Linked DNA regions of Homo sapiens: regions 1 and 2 are each linked to region 3. A link is a loop called in an ENCODE intact Hi-C map of the cell type or tissue named here. Cell type or tissue: endothelial cell of umbilical vein. All regions are shown on one strand. Links, peaks and the distances in the headings refer to the core of each region. The heading gives the core; the rest is flanking DNA.

Region 1 (5,628 bases), core at 165-5,164, 78 kb after region 3:
GCCATTTGCTGAGATGGGAAAGACTAAAGGAAGAGAATTAGATTCTGCTGTGGAAATGAAAACCGAGAATTCCTGTGTCAGTCATGTTAGGTTTCAACTGTCTAGCGGACACCCAAATGCCAATGTCAAATGAACTATAGGATCTCTGATTGTGAAGCTCAGTAGAAATATCTCAAATGCACTTGTAGATGATATTTAAACCACAGAGAAATAATATCATCTGGGGAGAGAATGAGGCTTGAGAAGAGAAGAGGGCTGAGGACAGAGTCCCAGTCCACCAACATTTAGATGTTGGGTTCAGTAGAAGAGAAGGAGGAAGAGGAGGAGGAGGAGGAGGCAGTAAGGAAGCTGGTAAGAAGCCACCAATAAGGTTAAGGACAACAAGGAAAATGTGGCCTCAAAGAAAGCAAGAGAAAAAAGTTGGAAGCCAGGTTGAGGAAGTGAGAGACAAAGGGTGGGACAAGATCAGATTGTGCTTCAGGTTATGTTTAGAAATGTCCCTCTGGCTATGGTGGGAAAGACGGGGTGGAAGGCAGGAGACCAGAGAGGAGTCTGTCTAGTCCTCCAAGCCTCAGCTGTTTTCATGACAAGCAGAACCTTGCCTTGTGTGTCTCTGTGCACCCACCATGCAAGCATGGGGCACTGTGCACCAGGTATGCTTATCATGCCTGTGAATGAGGGATTGATTAACTGAATCCTCCAGGGACACTTGGGACAGCTCTGCCCACAAGAAGAGCAAGAACCCAGGCATCAATGGGGTGGTGCAGACATGGGCTCAGGGAGGCCCTCTGCCATCCCCTCCTGCCTGGACCAATGTTTTCTGAGAGGCAGAAAGTGCAGGGTGACTCTTCACTGTGGTATTTGTCTATGTGTGTATCAAGTGTGTAAAAATACTGTGCTCTCTTAGTCTTGATTTATCACTGCCCCTTGTCTTCGGGCTATTAAAAGGACTAAGGCCCTGTCTTCCATAAAGAGCAAGAACAGCTTTGAGAAGCGTCAAGTTCCAATCCAGTGAAGAAAGACTGAAGTGTTTGCCTTGGAGAGAATGAGGAGAGTCTCAGGAAATGAAATAAACAGAACAAGGGGCTAGAATCCAAGCAGCAGCCGTGGGAACAGCAGCCAGTTCTTGCCATCCAATGAGATGTCTTCTCAGGATGGCCTTCCCTGGCCATCTTCTCTGAAATTCAATGCCCCTCAGCCCCTTCCTCGGGGAGTTCTTATTGCCCTTCCCTGTTTTATTGTCCTGCTCTGCACTTATCACTAACACTGTTATATTTATGTATTTGTCCTCTGCCACTAGAATGTAATTTCATGAGGACAGAGGTTTTTATCTGTTGTGTCCCCACAATTAGAACAGTGCCTGGCATGTAGGTTCTCAATAAATAATGTTATTCAAATGGCTGATTGAACGAATGATCCCAGATGGTTTATATAACCCAGAACATGATGACTTAGGGTTATGTGAGCTTGGATATTTCTTGGGTCCAAACACATCCCAGAATAAAACTCTTGTGGTGTTTTGTATGTATTCTGTTCTATTCTAGCATGTGTTACATTGCTGTTGTTATTTATGTGTCTGCCTCTTCTACAAGACTATGAGCCTTGCAAGAGCAGGGGCTGAGTTCTGTTCTTCTGTGTCTTCCCTTATCTATCCCATGGTCTAGCACAGGAAATATTTGTGAGAAAGTGAGTGTCTGTCTGTCTGTCATGACTTAGCCTGTCATGACATAGATCCTCTCCCACATCTCACAGGCAACAAGCTAGAGTTCTGTGCTATCCATCACCTCCTCTCCAGCTCCCCTGCCACTGCCCTGATTTCACCTTGTTGTTTCTCCTTTAACTATGACAGCAGATTCCAAACTGGATTCTGAGCCTCCCAGCTCGCCCACACCTGCCCAAGACATGTTCTGAAGCAAAGACCTGATCAGGCCCCTCCCCTATGTTTCCTATTGACTAGATGCTGGTTACTAGAGAAGTTTAGTTTTCTTAGCCATGAATCCATGACCAATCCAATATAGTGATCAGATTTATCCCCCATTGCTTCCCAGAGTCACATAACCTGTCGTCTAGCCAAGTTGTACCAAACACATCCGTGTTTTCAACCTTCTGTCATTGCTCAAGCTCTCCTACCCTCCAGCTAGGTTGCCCTTCCTCCATCTCTTCAATTAGTCAATCATTCAGTTATTCATTCAGCAAATGTCCTCAAGCCCACCTCGGTGCCAGTCACTGTGTTCACGCTGGGGCTGCAGAGATGACTGAGATACATCCCTGTGCTCAGGGTGTTCATGCGTCTTCTCCTTTTGAGGTCACTGTAGTCATGACTCTTGCTCTACCTCCCAGAGTGATGAGGCTCAGTAACTACCCTCTCCACAAAATATCTTGGCCTCAGTACAATGGAATTGCCACTTTGTAAATTGAATGAGTTGAGTGCTTCCCCTACATTTTAATAAGTCTTTGAGTTACCGTCCTGCCTGATTATTACATTTCCTTTCTTGGATTTATTAAAACTTGCTCCACCCCCAGTTCCCTGATGGAAAATGCCATGTTTGGTAAACTAACATAGCCCCCAGCATGACTAATATCCTCTGTGGATAAGGCATTCTGGGACATAAGGACACTGTTTTTTTAAAGTGACAGGTTTTACTACTCCAGGATGATTTCCAGACCAGCTGAACACAGCGTTGGAATAGAAATGCCACCACTTTGTCTTTCTACTTTCACAGAAAAGATGTGTTGGTTGAGTATAACATAATATCAGGAAGAATTCATTCAATTCCTTCATTATATCTTTACCGATCAGCCTCTTTATGCTTTGTTTTGTTCTTCAAGCTGTTTAGTGTCCCAAATTCTCTTCACTTTGTCTGAGGTCTTGAAAATTGTAAAATCCTATGAAGATTCATCTGCAGAAAAAGTTTAACTTGAAAATCTAATTATTTATAAGACCCACTTTTGTGAAAGAATAAAACATGATCATGCTTGAGTCTAAAACTCTGGACATTTATAGTTGCGATCAGATTTATTTCCATTCTATATTTTTTCAAATGGCCTATTTTTGCTTGAAAATATGGTTTTTGAGGGGCAAGAAAGCCTTTTTTTGTGATTTTTTTTATTGCCTTCTAACTGTGGGCTTCTGTTTCCCTCATGCTTTCTATTTCATGTATAGTATATTTTGGATCATGTTTTTCCTGACTCTGGAACTTCCTATAACTTTTTATATGGTGTTCCTTTTAGATACTGTTTTAAAAACTCTTTCTTTTGAAATGTGTCAATCTGTCCAGAGAATTAAGTTAATGATGTGGCTATTTTTAAACTCTTTAGATAGCTATGGTTGAAAAGACAAAAAACAAAGTGAGCAATTCTGTGACTGCAGATAGAACTTTTCTAAATGGCTGGCTGGCATTTTTGAGACAAAACTCTATACTTTTATTGAAATACCTCTATTTCTGGCTCATGGATTGTCACCGTATTCTAGAAGTAAGACAAAGAGCCTTGTCTGGTGGACCTGAACACCAATTAGAGTTTCTTTTCAAGAGTATCACTATTCAGCTCTCCTGTTTGCCACTGGCCAGTTGACTTTTTATAGCCAGTGAAAATCCATCCAAGAATCCTGCAGTTTCTTCATGAATTTGTTCTTGTAATGAATTTACGTTGTGTTCAGGCAAGTATCAGATCATTCATTTATGAAACCAACAAGCATGTATTGAGTACCTGTAATGTGCCAGACACTTTTATGAATGATTTACATATATTAATTAATTCACTTCCCACTACAAACCTATGAAGTAGGCATTGATTTTGTATCCATGTCAGAGAGGGGCTAATTGAAGCAAGGTAACTTGCCAAAAACACACAGCTAGAAATGGGATTCATATCTTAGCAGTCTGCCTTGGGAGTTCATGCTCTTATTCTACTAATAGCAAGGTGCCATAAGACTACCGTGAGTGGAGCAACTAACCATGCCTCCAGATTGGGAGTCAGGAGCCTCAGGGAAGGCAAATTCAGAACAAGAGTTGTTTGATCCTTGATGAAGAGGCTTAATCGTTGATTTGATCCTTGTTAGCAACTGATTAGCACATACCAAATTACCTGCAGAGAAGATACACCAGAAAAAAATATGTGCACATATCTGCAAAGCTGTATTACATACCTAAAAACTTTGTATCATCAGTACAAGTATAAAACAAATCATGTGTGATTTGATTCATTTATACATGCTAACCAAATATTTTCAGATTTCCTTTATGCTGTGCCACATCATATGTATCATTAATTGAAATCTATTTTGAATGGCCAACATTCAGAAGTTTCTCGAGTGCCTGGGGTGGGAATCTAAATTTTTAAGACACACTATTGTTTCAACCATTGTTTTTCCTTATAACATGATTCTGATCAATTTGTATTTAGTAAGTGTTTCCGACCATTTAGAAAGACCTTTCCTTTCTAAATCAACACGTAACTTGAAAAAATAAATCAAAATTTTGAAATATCACCTTGTTCTGTAGATTCAGACTAAACGATCTCAGATTTCTTCATGTGTTGGAAAATGTACTTAAAAAAAATCTTTCCCCGAGGCATCTTCTTTGCCAACTGGACTGACTTTTGCTCATTCTTGGATTGCCCCCTAGTGGTTTATTTAACTTATGACTATTTCCCAGATGCTCATCGGCAACTCGTGGTTTCTTTGAATTTGTTTTTAGTTTGATCTTTTCCACACCTTCTCCCATTTGCAGAGAGGGGCTTCCAAAGACAGTGTCTTTGAATGAGGGTGAGCAACGTGCAAAGTGGCACAAACGCTTAGTGTTAATCAATACATGCCATTAATGATGGTGGTGAAATCCTTCTTTCAAGTTTGTTCTCTTTTTTTCTTTGTGCTGTTTTTAACTTTGCCAACTCCTTACTTTCTTCCCTCTGTTAACATCCTACTGGAGTGGTGCCAGGTAATCTGGTGGCACAGGATGACTTACAGGCAATGCTGTGTCTTGAAAATGCCAATTAGGAATGCTGAATGCTGCTGGGCGGGAGTCCCATGCTCTCACCCATATAACAAGTCAGCACTCCATAGGCCTCAGTCAGACCCAGACTTCTTGGCTCCTTTTGGGTAGCTAAGGCTATGACTCGCTGGCCTAGACACTTAAGCATCATCCAAATAGCGAGAAAAACCTTTGAGTTTCTGTAGAAAGCCAGCGAGAGACCCAGACAGCATCACAGACCTGACACTCTGCAGAACTCTGGGTCCAGGCCATCTGCACCAATTAGACCAGAACCAAGAAACGCAGTGCAAGATGCATTATTAATTCAAAACTTTTTTCAATAAGAAAAAAGCCAATTATTGGCTCCATTTTTTTTTAGAGAGAGAACACCTACACTGCTATATATAATTTATTAACTTAGTTTAGTCTCTCAATATTTAGCAAGTTTGTTTAAAAATTACCATTCCCATTGGTTTATAGTGACATGAATATAAACCCATAATTTCAAAGTCAGCATTCCTTTCACTGTGAACATAAGGCTTCTTAAGAGATAGTGGGGGTTGGGGAACAGTAATGACTGTGGCTGGTGGGCACTGTTCAAAGCCAAAAAGACTGGCAGGTTTGGAAAGGCATACACTGTGTATAGACACTCTCTCAG
Region 2 (5,628 bases), core at 165-5,164, 210 kb before region 3:
TGTGGCCGGGTGTAGTGGCTCACGCCTGTAATCCCAGCACTTTGGGAGGCCGAGGCGGGCGGATCACGCACGAGGTCAGGAGATTGAGACCATCCTGGCTAACACGGTGAAACACTGTCTCCACTAAAAACTACAAAACAATTAGCCGGGCGTGATGGCGGGCGCCTGTAGTCCCAGCTACTTCAGAGGCTGAGGCAGGAGAATGGCGTGAACCCAGGAGGCGGAGCTTGCAGTGAGCCGAGACTGCGCCACTGCACTCCAGCCTGGGCGACAGAGCGAGACTCCATCTCAAAAACAAACAAACAAAACAAAACAAAACAAAACAAAAATAATAATAATAATAATAATAAAAAAATGGAGCTGTAATCATTAAATCTATCTCACTAAGCTGGTGTGAGCATTAAATAAAATAATACATGTACAAAGTCAGTCGTAAAGGAGCCTCTCTTTAAATTTTCAGGTGGAATTTAAGAAATGTTTGTCAAAGGTATGAATGTCACTGCCTCTCCAAGAGACACAGAATTTCATGCTATGGTTCATGGACAGGGCAACCACATACTTTAGTTTCCCTGTGTCTTGACACAATTATTAACACAATTATTTATTTTTCTTTTCACTCTCAAAAACTCACTGATCTGTAGATCCAGTCTACTAATTTCAAAACTACATTTTCTAGGTGTCTACTATAGAAAGTCAAGCTCATTCTCTTAGCATTATTTTGAGTCCTTTCCCTGTGTAGTCATTAATTAAAATCCTGGTAATAACACAAAGCCTCTGTGAAGTGGCTTACAGTTGGCCATCCATATCCACAGGTTCTACATCTTGGATTCAACCTACTGTGGATTGAAAATACTAGGAAAAAAGGCCGGGCATGGTGACTCATACCTGTAATCCCAGTACTTTGGGAGGCCGAAGTTGGTAGATCACCTAAGGTCAGGAGTTTGAGACAAGCCTGGCCAACATGGCAAAACCCCATCTCTACTAAAAATACAAAAATTAGCTGGGTGTGGTGGCACGCACCTGTAGTCCCAGCTACTCAGGAGGCTGAGGTAGGAGAATTGCTTGAACTCGGGAGGCAGAGGTTGCAGTGAGCCAAGACTGCGTCATTGCACTCCAGCCTGGGTGACAGAACAAGACTCTGTCTCAAACAAACAAACAAACAAACAAACAAAAAACCAGATTAAGAAAAAAAGGCCAATTAAAAAAATGGTAAAAAATAACACAAATTAAAAATGTAGTGTAATGACTATTTTTTTCTTTTTTTTTTTTTTACATTAGGTTCTAGGATATATGTGCAGAATGTATTGTTACATAGGTATACATGTGCCATGGTGGTTTGCTGCACCTGTCAACCTGTCATCTAGGTTTTAAGCCCCACATGCATTAGGTATTTGTCCTAATGCTATCCCTTCCCTTACCCCGCCCCCTCCTTGACCCGCCGACAGGCCCCAGTGTATGTTATTCCCCTCCCTGTGTCTGTGTGTTTTCACTGTTCAACTCCCACATGTGAGCGAGAACATGTGGAGTTTGGTTTTCTGTTTCTGTGTTAGTTTGCTGAGAATGATGGCTTCCAGCTTCATCCATATCCCTGCAAAGGACACAATCTCATTCTTTTTTATGGCTGCATAGTATTCCATGGTGTATATGTGCCACATTTTCTTTATCCAGTCTATCACTGATGGGCATTTGGGTTGGTTCCAAGTCTTGTAACAACTATTTACGTAGAATTTACATTGTATTAGATATAGTAAGTAATCTAGAGATGATTTAAAGTATATTGTAGGATATGTATGTTATATGCAAATACTATACCATTTTATATCAGGGATTTGAGCATCCATGGATTTTGGTATCCGGGGGGAAGGGGGTCTGGGAGGTTGATTATATATCACCCACAGTCTTTTGCCCTTCATGACTTTTTGGTAGTCTTCAATTCACTCTTTGCCAAACTCTATGGAGGGAGACTTAAAGGTGTTAAACCAGCAAACCTCAGTCCTACTGTTGGCTCCTTGAAGACCTGATCTTTGGACTGAGGCAAGTCATGTCATTATTGCCTTAGTTGCCATATGTAAAAAGTAAGAAAGAAGAAAAAAAGAAGCCAACATTTATTTAGCTCCCATTGGGAACATTTTATAAATGCTATGCCATTTACTTACTGCCACAAGTCTGGGAGGTATATGTTGTTGTCCTCATTTACACCTGAGATTAACGAAGCTCAATAAAATGAGGTAATATCACTGAGGTAAGTTGGCAAAGTAGTAAGGGAAAGCAGGTAAGAAACCATTGTGCCTTCTTGCCTTTCTTGTTGGAGTTTCAGGTGATGATTGTAAAACACTAAGCCCTATAGAAGACAGGCTTCTATTAACACAGAGAAAAACTGAAATAGGTTTCTAATTGTTTGTACTCTTTTTTTTCTTCCTGGAATTTGCAAATCTCAGATATTGCTCTATCCTCTTTTTTGATTATGAGATTTTATTTTTGGCAGAAAATAATTGTTCCAGTTGAGTTCCAAGAGTTGAAAGAGTTTCTCCATCTGTTCTTCTTGAATAAGAAGAATGCTGATAAGGTGTGCAAATAGCTGAAGAAGTATACATGCAATTTTCACTAAAAATCGTGAGTACATGGAAAAGCTGATGAAGAAGGCCTTGAACCTCCATCACATCATTAGCTGACTGAACATTTTATAATCAGGAGGGGGAAAAAAGGCGGAATAGAAGGAAATTTCAGCTGAAATTGACACCTCTGTCCAAATAGAATATCACTTCAGAATCTAAAAATTCTAATTCCACAAGTCACAGATGTTTCCAATTAGAACAGAGAAAGTTAATGTAGTTTCAGCTGTTACTTAGAATATTAAAATGTGCCAAGAAACTCAGAGAGAGTTGGTACAAAGAAGTTTCTTTTTCTACTAAAATATTTACTCCTTCAGAAATAATAATCAGAGGCTTTAGGCCCCTTTCCCTGAAAAGTCACACTTAACACTCTTCACTTTCTTTTATGGCTGTGAACATGGCACAGACCCACACATGCCTCCACTTTATAAAACAAACACCTTCCTGACGTCTAGAAGGCCTCTAGTGAATCTGGGTCTCTGGGCAGTAAGTTGTTTGGAATGTGTCTCTGTTCTAATACAAACATTTGATATCCAAAGCAAATAATCATCAAACCTGCGATTCTGAAATTACTGTCCCCCTGACTCAGAGGCGCAGCCAATGAGTCATTTATTTACATGTAACTACAAGATAAGGAGAGAAAAACATCCTATCTGCTTGTTTTTCCAAAGCAGGTTTGAGAAGTAGTCACACATTTTTTTCCACTGAATCATAAATCTGCAGCCTCAGTTTAAGAAATAGGCTAGGAGCTCAGAACCCTGTGAAGATACACCAAGATAATAGTCCCCTAAACCAAGAAAAAGCTGAAATTGTAAAAGCTCGAATCCATTTTATGCTAGCATTTATGAGGCAGTTCTATGGGCAGGCATCTGAGTCCTATCCTGAAGTAATTTGTAAGTGGAAGACCCCACCCACTTTAATTTACCAGATAAACATTTCTGGAGCTATCATTGCATATTAGTTATGAAAGCTGGAATTTAATAAGAGAGAACAGAATGCAGTTTTCAAAGTGCACAGAAGTTCACTGGGAAAACATATGCTTAAACTTCAGGGACCATGATCCCTGGAAGCAAATGTAAGAGACAGCTAAGTGCCTGGAATTATATGTCTGAAAGGATTACTCATCAGATGCAATTAAGCAGGGGGAAGGGGAGAAGCACACATTTGATCTAATGTGTTGTTTTGACTAAGTTCCGCCTCCAAACTACAAATCCCTCGAAAGGAAGGAATCTCAGAACATTCAAGATCAGGAAAGTTAAAGGCCAAAAAAGTATTTGCTTTGAAATGATTGAGAAAAGATGTGTGTGTCTCTGGTCAGGGATAAGTTCCAGTGAGACCCACTCCAACTTGCAAAACATTGATATTATTGGGAAGCTTCAGAGCAGACAGTCAGACAGACTTAGACCCAAATTCTAGGTCATCTGGTTAGTAGTGACCTTGACAAATGACTACAGTTGAGCCTCAGTTTTCTCATCTGTAAAATAGGGGCAATGAAATGTTTCCAATAGAGCAGTGACAATTAAAGATAATATATGAAAAGTAGTGAGCACAATGCCTGATACATTTCTATTCAAATACCTAATTCTTTGAAGAAAAGTTTCTAACAGAAACTTTTGATGTTGACAGAAAACAGTCAAACCACAACAGCAAGAGAGGAAGAAAGGAACAGAGGATCCACAAAATAACCAGGAAACCATTAAAAAAATGGCAGTAGTGAGTCCTTACTTATCAATAATTACTTTGAATGTAAATGAATTAATTCTCCTATCAAAAGGCTAACGTGGCTGAATGGTTTAAAAAAAAAAAAAAAGACCCACTATATTTTGCCTACAAAAGATTCAGTTCACCTTTAAGAACACACAGAGGCCGGGTGCAGTGGCTCACGCCTGTAGTCCCAGCACTCTGGGAGGCCAAGGTGGGTGGATCACCTGAGGTCAGGAGTTCAAGACCAGCCTGACCAACATGGTGAACCCCATCTCTACTAAAATACAAAAATTAGCCGTGTGTGGTGGCAGGTGCATATAATCTCAGTTACCGAGGGAGACCGAGGTAAGAGAATTGCTTGAACCCAGGAGGCAGAGGTTGCAGTGAGGTGAGATCGTGCCATTGCACTCCAGCCTGGGCAACAAGGGCAAAACTCTGTCTCAAAAAAAAAAAAAAAAAGGAGAGGGTGGAGCCAAGAGGGCCTAATAGGAACTGCTCCAGTCTACAGCTCCCAGCGTGAGCAACAGAGAAGACGTATGATTTCTGCATTTCCAACTGAGGTACCGAGTTCATCTCACTGGGGAGTGTCAGAAAGTGGATGCAGGACAGTGGGTGCAGCGCACCGAGCATGAGCCGAAGCAGGGCGAGGCATTGCCTCACCCAGGAAGCACAAGGGGTCAGGGAGTTCCCTTTCCTAGTCAAAGAAAGGGGTGACAGACGGCACCTGGAAAATCGGGTCACTCCCACCCTAATACTGCGCTGTTCCAACAGTCTTAGCAAATGGCACACCAGGAGATTATATCCCGTGCATGGCTCGGAGGGTCCTATGCCCATGGAGCCTTGCTCATTGCTAGTACAGCAGTCTGAGATCAAACTGCAAGGTGGCAGCGAGGCTGGGGGAGGAATGCCCACTCTTGCTGAGGCTTGAGTAGGTAAACAAAGCAGCCGGGAAGCTCGAACTGGGTGGAGCCCACTGCAGCCCAAGGAGGCCTGCCTGCCTCTGTAGACTCCACCTCTCGGGGCAGGGCAATGCCAAACAAAAGGCAGCAGAAACCTCTGCAGACTTAAATGTCTCTGTCTGACAGCGTTGAAGATAGTAGTGGTTCTCCCAGCACACAGCTTACATCTGAGAATGGCCAGACTGCCTCCTCAAGTGGGTCCCTGACCCCCAAATAGCCTAACTGGGAGGCAACATCCAGTAGGGGCAGACTGACACCTCACATGGCTGGGTACCCCTGTGAGACAAAACTTCCAGAGGAACGATCAGGCAGCAACATTTGCTGTTCACCAATATCTGCTGTTCTGCAGCCTC
Region 3 (5,628 bases), core at 380-5,379:
GGGACTAATAAAGAACTATTACAATTCAACAATAAAAAGACAAGTAACCCAAATAAAAATGGGCAAAAAATTTGTATTGATATTTCTCCAAAGATATACACACATCGTTTCCACTCACATTCCATTGTGAGAACTTATCTGTACAACCACACCTAATGCTAGAGGCCTAGGAGACATAGCCCTTGCCTCAGCAACCACAACTCTATACAGTGGAAGAAAGAGCACAGATTTTTCATGGAGATTTAGCCAGATGTACCTCAGTAGCAATTGTTAACCATGTCACACTGCCATCATCCAAAGCAGAACATGTGGAATGCCTTAATAATCTACTGAGTCTCAAGGTCCCTCCAGTTTGGTCAAGCTCACCTTTGGCCTTTTGGTGTCCACACTGTTATTTTACCCTTGAAGACTGAGAAACTCTTCTCATCTGAGGCACTTGGTATGGTGGTGACACTTGGATTTCCTTTTATCCCATATGGGATATGTAAACTCAGAGCAAGAAAAATATGTGCTTTTTATCATTCATACATAAGGCATTTCCTTTCTTGGCATCTCTGAGGCTGATGAATGAGTTTTTTTTCTCCCTAAATACACTTCATGCTTCATGAGCTATAATGAAAAGAAATGATATGCTCTGAATTCATCTGATTTAGGCACACGCATATTGAATGTCTTGCCATTAAGTATACTTTTTGATGTGTGGTATCCTTATGATCACATTATTTCCCTTTTATGCTAGAAAAAAACACCTGGGGGAGGGCAGGGGAGCAATGCAAAAACTCCCAGCCCAATTTATTTACACTGGGATTAGTTAGCTATGCAATGATGCCAGTAACAAAAGAGTGACCCAAATCCCCAAGCAGGCAAGTGCGCAGAAAGTTATTTTATTTTCAGGGTGAGGTGACCACAAACATATTTGATTTCTACCCCCCGAGAAGTTACAAATCTGACTCTCTGGATTCAACAAAAAGGTAATTATTATGGTTGTAAAGCTCTTTGCAGCTTTGCAAATAGCTTTCAGATTCCCTATTGCAGTGGAGCAGGATGCATAGCTTCACTCACTCATTTAATGTACAGTTAGTGAGTACCTGCTACGTACAAGGCACTGTCTTAGGTATTAGATTTCTATCTCCCTGTTACTTAGGAGAAAACTGAGGCTCAGAGATGTAAAGTAGTGTGCCCATGATCACAGTCAGTGGAATTAGAACATACTTTCCTTAAACCTGGTTCTGTTAAACCAACCCTAGTTTGTCATAGTAACTTGATTATTTACATGTGCCAGGCAAAGCGGTAAGAACTTTATATACTACATCTCATCTGATCTTCTCATCAACCTTGTGAATAGGTATTGTTTCCCTCATTTTACGTATGAAGAAACCAAGGTTTAGAGAAGTCCGGAGGCTTGCCCAAAGTCACAACACGTGTAAGTGGCAGGGCTGAAATCTCTATCTAGCTCTGTCTGTCTGGAACCCTCCTTTGCCTGTACTTTGTCTCTGCTTCTCTCCCTCCCTGTTGATTGGCTGTGCCCATGAGACCCTGTCCATGTGGCCACAGCTGATTGAATAGGGATTGACACCTGCCACAGGGCAGCTTTCCTAAGGCCAGTGCTCTGTAGCACCCTGAGCCAGGCACACTTCAAGGCACAGCCCATACTGGGGGTGTCAGCTGTTGCCGCAGTCCTTGCTCATTCAGGATGGGTCACTGACCTCTGCCTCGTTCGGTTAGGTTCCAAAGTGACTTTTTGCCGTACTTGTTCCCTGCTCTGATAACCAAGAGTGGTCACTCTTTCATCCTTCCCTCATTCTTTCTTCCAGCTTTAATTTCTGGAAATGAGTCTTTGGTTCAATTCTCCCTGGTCAGGATTGGTAACATCATTTTTAGGGCCCAGTGCAAAATTAAAATGTAGAGTTTCTTGTTCAAAAATTATTACAAATTTGGAGATAGCAGCAACAGGACATTGAGTCAAGCATGAGGCTCTTCTGAGTGTGAAACCCTGTGTGTTTAAACAAGTTACATGCACATGAAGCCAGCCCAGGCCCTGGCATAGTTTTTAATGACACTTTTGGAATGGCCCAGATTTTTACCATAGATTCTCCTTCTGTTTTTGCATCACCCCTCCCTGCTCTAACCTGGAACAGGCCAACTTTCACCATGGCTCTGTTAGCACTTATTCTCCATCTCTTGGCCCTTTTACCCATTGTAACCTAATTCTCTAATTTCCTAAGTTCCCAGTAGTCTGTCTCCCCCAAGACCAGTCCCAACTCCCTGACATTCTCATGGGCATCTCACACACTGAGCTTTCCAGACAGTGACCTTGCACTGTATACAGATGGGAGACTGATCAGGAGAGAGAAAAGACTGTGTATGTTTGGCAAAGTATTTGTTTATAAGGATTTTTGGCATCTGGAGTAATTTTTGCTTTTTATTGAATATAGCTCTGCATTTTATAGATGGCTCTCAACTTGGCCTGAGATTCTTGAAGGAAATTTTGGGATTTTTGCCAAACAATAACACAGAGCTTCATATTTATGTTATAAAAGCCAGCAGTGTCACCATAGACAACTTCCTTCCTTTGTTGGAGCAGTTTTCAAAAACACAGATCACAGCATTATTCAGTACAGTAAACCACACCCTCCACCCCTTTATTGTTATTGACAACAGCAGGGCAGAGTGTGTAAGTCATATCCAAGTGGAAAACATTGGCTCCAATGCATCCTATTGTGAAATCCTCATGCATTGTGTTGCAGCACTGACAACAAAGGAAAAATTAAGAAACATAAAGAGGGAGAAGAAAAAAGATTCCAAATGGAATAAGACAAAAGAGAGAGAGGTTCAAAAAGCAGTAGGCCAAGATATGCTGTGAATGCCCAAGACTCTGGTTCTGTTAAATCAATACTAGTCCATGACAGCAAACATTTATTGAGTATTTGCCGTATACAAGGCATGGGTTGATTCTATACATATTTATTTGGTCTTCTCAACAACCTTGAAACCACCTTTGCAAACTTACAACAGTAAGAGAAATCTAAAATAGTTGTCTCCATCTTGCTTCTGACCTCCAACTTGTCCTTGGTCATTCCTGGGCATAGGCCAAGATAACCTTGGGTAGAATTTAGTTTATGGTTAACTGAAAAGCAAGGATGATAATAGTCCCTCCCTAAAATGAACTCTTTCCTTGCTCGGGGACTGAAAACTCCCTTTGTGGGGTTTTTATTTTATTTTATTTTATTTTCGAAAACTATCTTTGTAAACTAGAATAGGATTCTGGGAAGGGCCCGAATTCTGCTAAAGTGTTGGCATAGTTTCTATAATCCCTTACCGCTCAGGAGTCATGTGGCCAGAGGTTATAAAATTTGTGGCTTCCCTAATTGCTTCTATAGATAGTGTCACTATTGTAGAACCTAAAATTGATTTTTTGAGATATCTTTCAGACTGACCCCTCCTGGACTCTGACTCATGACTCAGCTAATCCTGTGGCTCTACCCAGAGGCAAACTCACTGCATGAGGACCATTTTCCACACCTCTACTCTTTCAACCCCAACCAATAAGCAGCACCCATTTCCCAGCCCCCTACCCACCAACTTGTGCATAAAACCCCTAAGCTCTGAGCCTTCAAGGAGACTGAATTGAGTGAGAATTCCAGTTCTCCTGTATGGGCTGGCCTTGTGTCGATTAAACTCTTTCTCTACTGCAATGCCCCAACCTCAGTGAACAGATTTTGACTGTGCAGAGGGCAGGAAGAACCCAACAGGCAATTACAACCTTGTGAAGTTGGTATTATTTTACAGATGAGTAGGAACTTAAGGCTCAGAGAAGTAAGGAGCATTGACCAAAGTCACAGATCCTATAAATGGCAGAGCTGGAATCTGTGTCTCCATGGTCTAAACTTCCTCCATTCCCTACTGACACGCTGTGCCCTGGAGACCCTAACCCTACAGCCACAGTTGATTGGACATCTGACATAAACAGCTAATCCATGGGGAGAACTGGGATGTCTGTGACCAGAACCAAATATGAGATCGGGGCCAATTTTGTTCCTCTCTTACGATTTTAGAGTCTGGAAAAATCATAGCCAGTTAGCTATGAAGCCAAAGGTTAATGAGATGGACTCAATACAGGGGCAGCCATTCTGAGCCATGGGCAAACTACAGTGAGGAGCACTGCAGGCAGGAGAAAAGGGAAGACAAGGCACCAAGAGACAGAGGGTGAGAGGGATCGGAGACAGAGACACAGAGCCAAAGAGAATGGAGCCTAGAGCTAGCCACCTTGGCTCCTGACAGAGTCTTGATTTTAGGCCCAAGGGGTCCTGGCTGCACTATGGCACCTATCCTTGGCTTCCTGTGAGGTCTCCATATTCTTACAATGATTCTTTCCACCTAAGCTCATGTGAATGGGCCTCTGTAGCAACCCCCAAAATTCTGATTTCAACAGCCTGATGCAAGAGCCACCTTACCATCTGACTGCAGGCCCCCATCTTCATTTACAATAACAGCCATACCCACCATGTGTCCCAGGACAGTTGACAAGCCAGAGTTTCCATAGGTCTAGTTCCTCATCTCTGTTGCTTTGATTAACCTGCCACTGCCACCATCCCTGAATAGAGAATATGTCTTCAGCCTCCAGGCCACTCCCTACCAGTCCCACCTTTCCTCCTATGGCCTATCTCCAGGTCTCTTGCCTTCATGGGTGCAACAACCACCTTCTCAGGTCACCAGACTGCAGCTCAAGGGATACCAAGGAGCAGGTGTTCAGCCCTGAACATTGCCTTCCATTCTCATTCCTAGAGGTCCCCAAAAAATGACCCCCCTCCTCCAATACCCAGATGTGGGTTTTTAGGAATTAATCTGGACATATAATAAAGAAAAACAGAGACAGTCTAATAAAGAGATGTAGACATGAGCAGACCCTGGCTTCTTGTCTAGATTCTCATCCTGACTGGCTGTGTTAACCTCAGGCAAGTTGGCCGATATCTCTGAGTCTTGGATTTCTTACCTACAGTGACAGGGAGGGTGGATAACATGAGAATGAGGCTCCTTCCCACTCTGACATTCTAAGATCCAAATTTAAATACCAATCAGTTCGATTGGCATTTAGAGAAGAGGATCCTAGATTCTTTCTGAAACGTGTGCTTTATCATCACACCTGTTCAGGCAGCAAGTATCAGCAAAGCACCTATAGCAGTGCAGACTGGATATGGAAAAGGAACTAAATTATCACAGAAGATAACAGCACACTAACTGAAGGTTCAGAAAAAAAGGGAGGGGGGCTTCATGTCTAAGAGAAGAAGGAAGGTGTGGGCAACTGTATGAACAGCAGAGGTGCAAGGGCATGTGCATTGCTGAAACAGCAGATTTCTAAGCATGTATCACAGCAGGCTGGGCTTGCAGGCTTTATTTAGGTAAAACTCCCATTGAGCTTCAGCTCCCAGTGCCCAGTCTGACTCAGAGCTTCAGAATTTTGTCCTGCAGTGCGATGAGTCATGGTGATGAAATTTCAAGAGAAAAGGACATTTTTAAAATTAGCTGTAAGATAGCAACTGGCTGTGCTTTTGCTCTGTAAGTGCCTTTTCCAGGTTATTTGAATTCCTCCTTTTTCAAGGCAACTGGAATGGTTGGGAATGGAGGCCC

The links. Peaks named below come from ENCODE experiments on the same cell type or tissue, not always from the same donor. Only the 100,000 strongest peaks of a DNase experiment are listed, where the experiment ranks them.
Region 1: it touches region 3 in a loop (6-fold over the local background); 18 of 110 quality-filtered maps call a loop at or near these places.
Region 2: a loop joins it to region 3, with 7 times the contacts of the local background. A loop is called at or near these places in 5 of 110 quality-filtered maps.

What each region holds. Positions count from the first base shown.
Region 1 is chr11:86,814,046-86,819,673 of GRCh38, forward strand. It overlaps a transcript of PRSS23 not described here. Among named protein-coding and RNA genes, the nearest start is that of PRSS23, 16 kb to the left of the region's middle. RefSeq lists a silencer at 4,482-4,776. In endothelial cell of umbilical vein, for the core only: a CTCF peak has its summit at 4,626 (motif pointing left); DNase peaks (open chromatin) are centred at 896, 2,556 and 4,596; H3K27ac peaks cover 4,213 bases.
Region 2 is chr11:86,521,105-86,526,732 of GRCh38, forward strand. The region is part of intron 4 of ME3 (malic enzyme 3); the gene reads right to left. Among named protein-coding and RNA genes, the nearest start is that of ME3, 150 kb to the right of the region's middle. RefSeq lists an enhancer at 2,379-3,578. In endothelial cell of umbilical vein, for the core only: no CTCF peak of the experiment used is centred there; DNase peaks (open chromatin) are centred at 3,177 and 3,747; H3K27ac peaks cover 3,431 bases.
Region 3 is chr11:86,735,335-86,740,962 of GRCh38, forward strand. No RefSeq gene overlaps it. Among named protein-coding and RNA genes, the nearest start is that of PRSS23, 62 kb to the right of the region's middle. RefSeq lists enhancers at 5,109-5,628, 5,293-5,587. In endothelial cell of umbilical vein, for the core only: no CTCF peak of the experiment used is centred there; DNase peaks (open chromatin) are centred at 397 and 2,597; H3K27ac peaks cover 4,510 bases.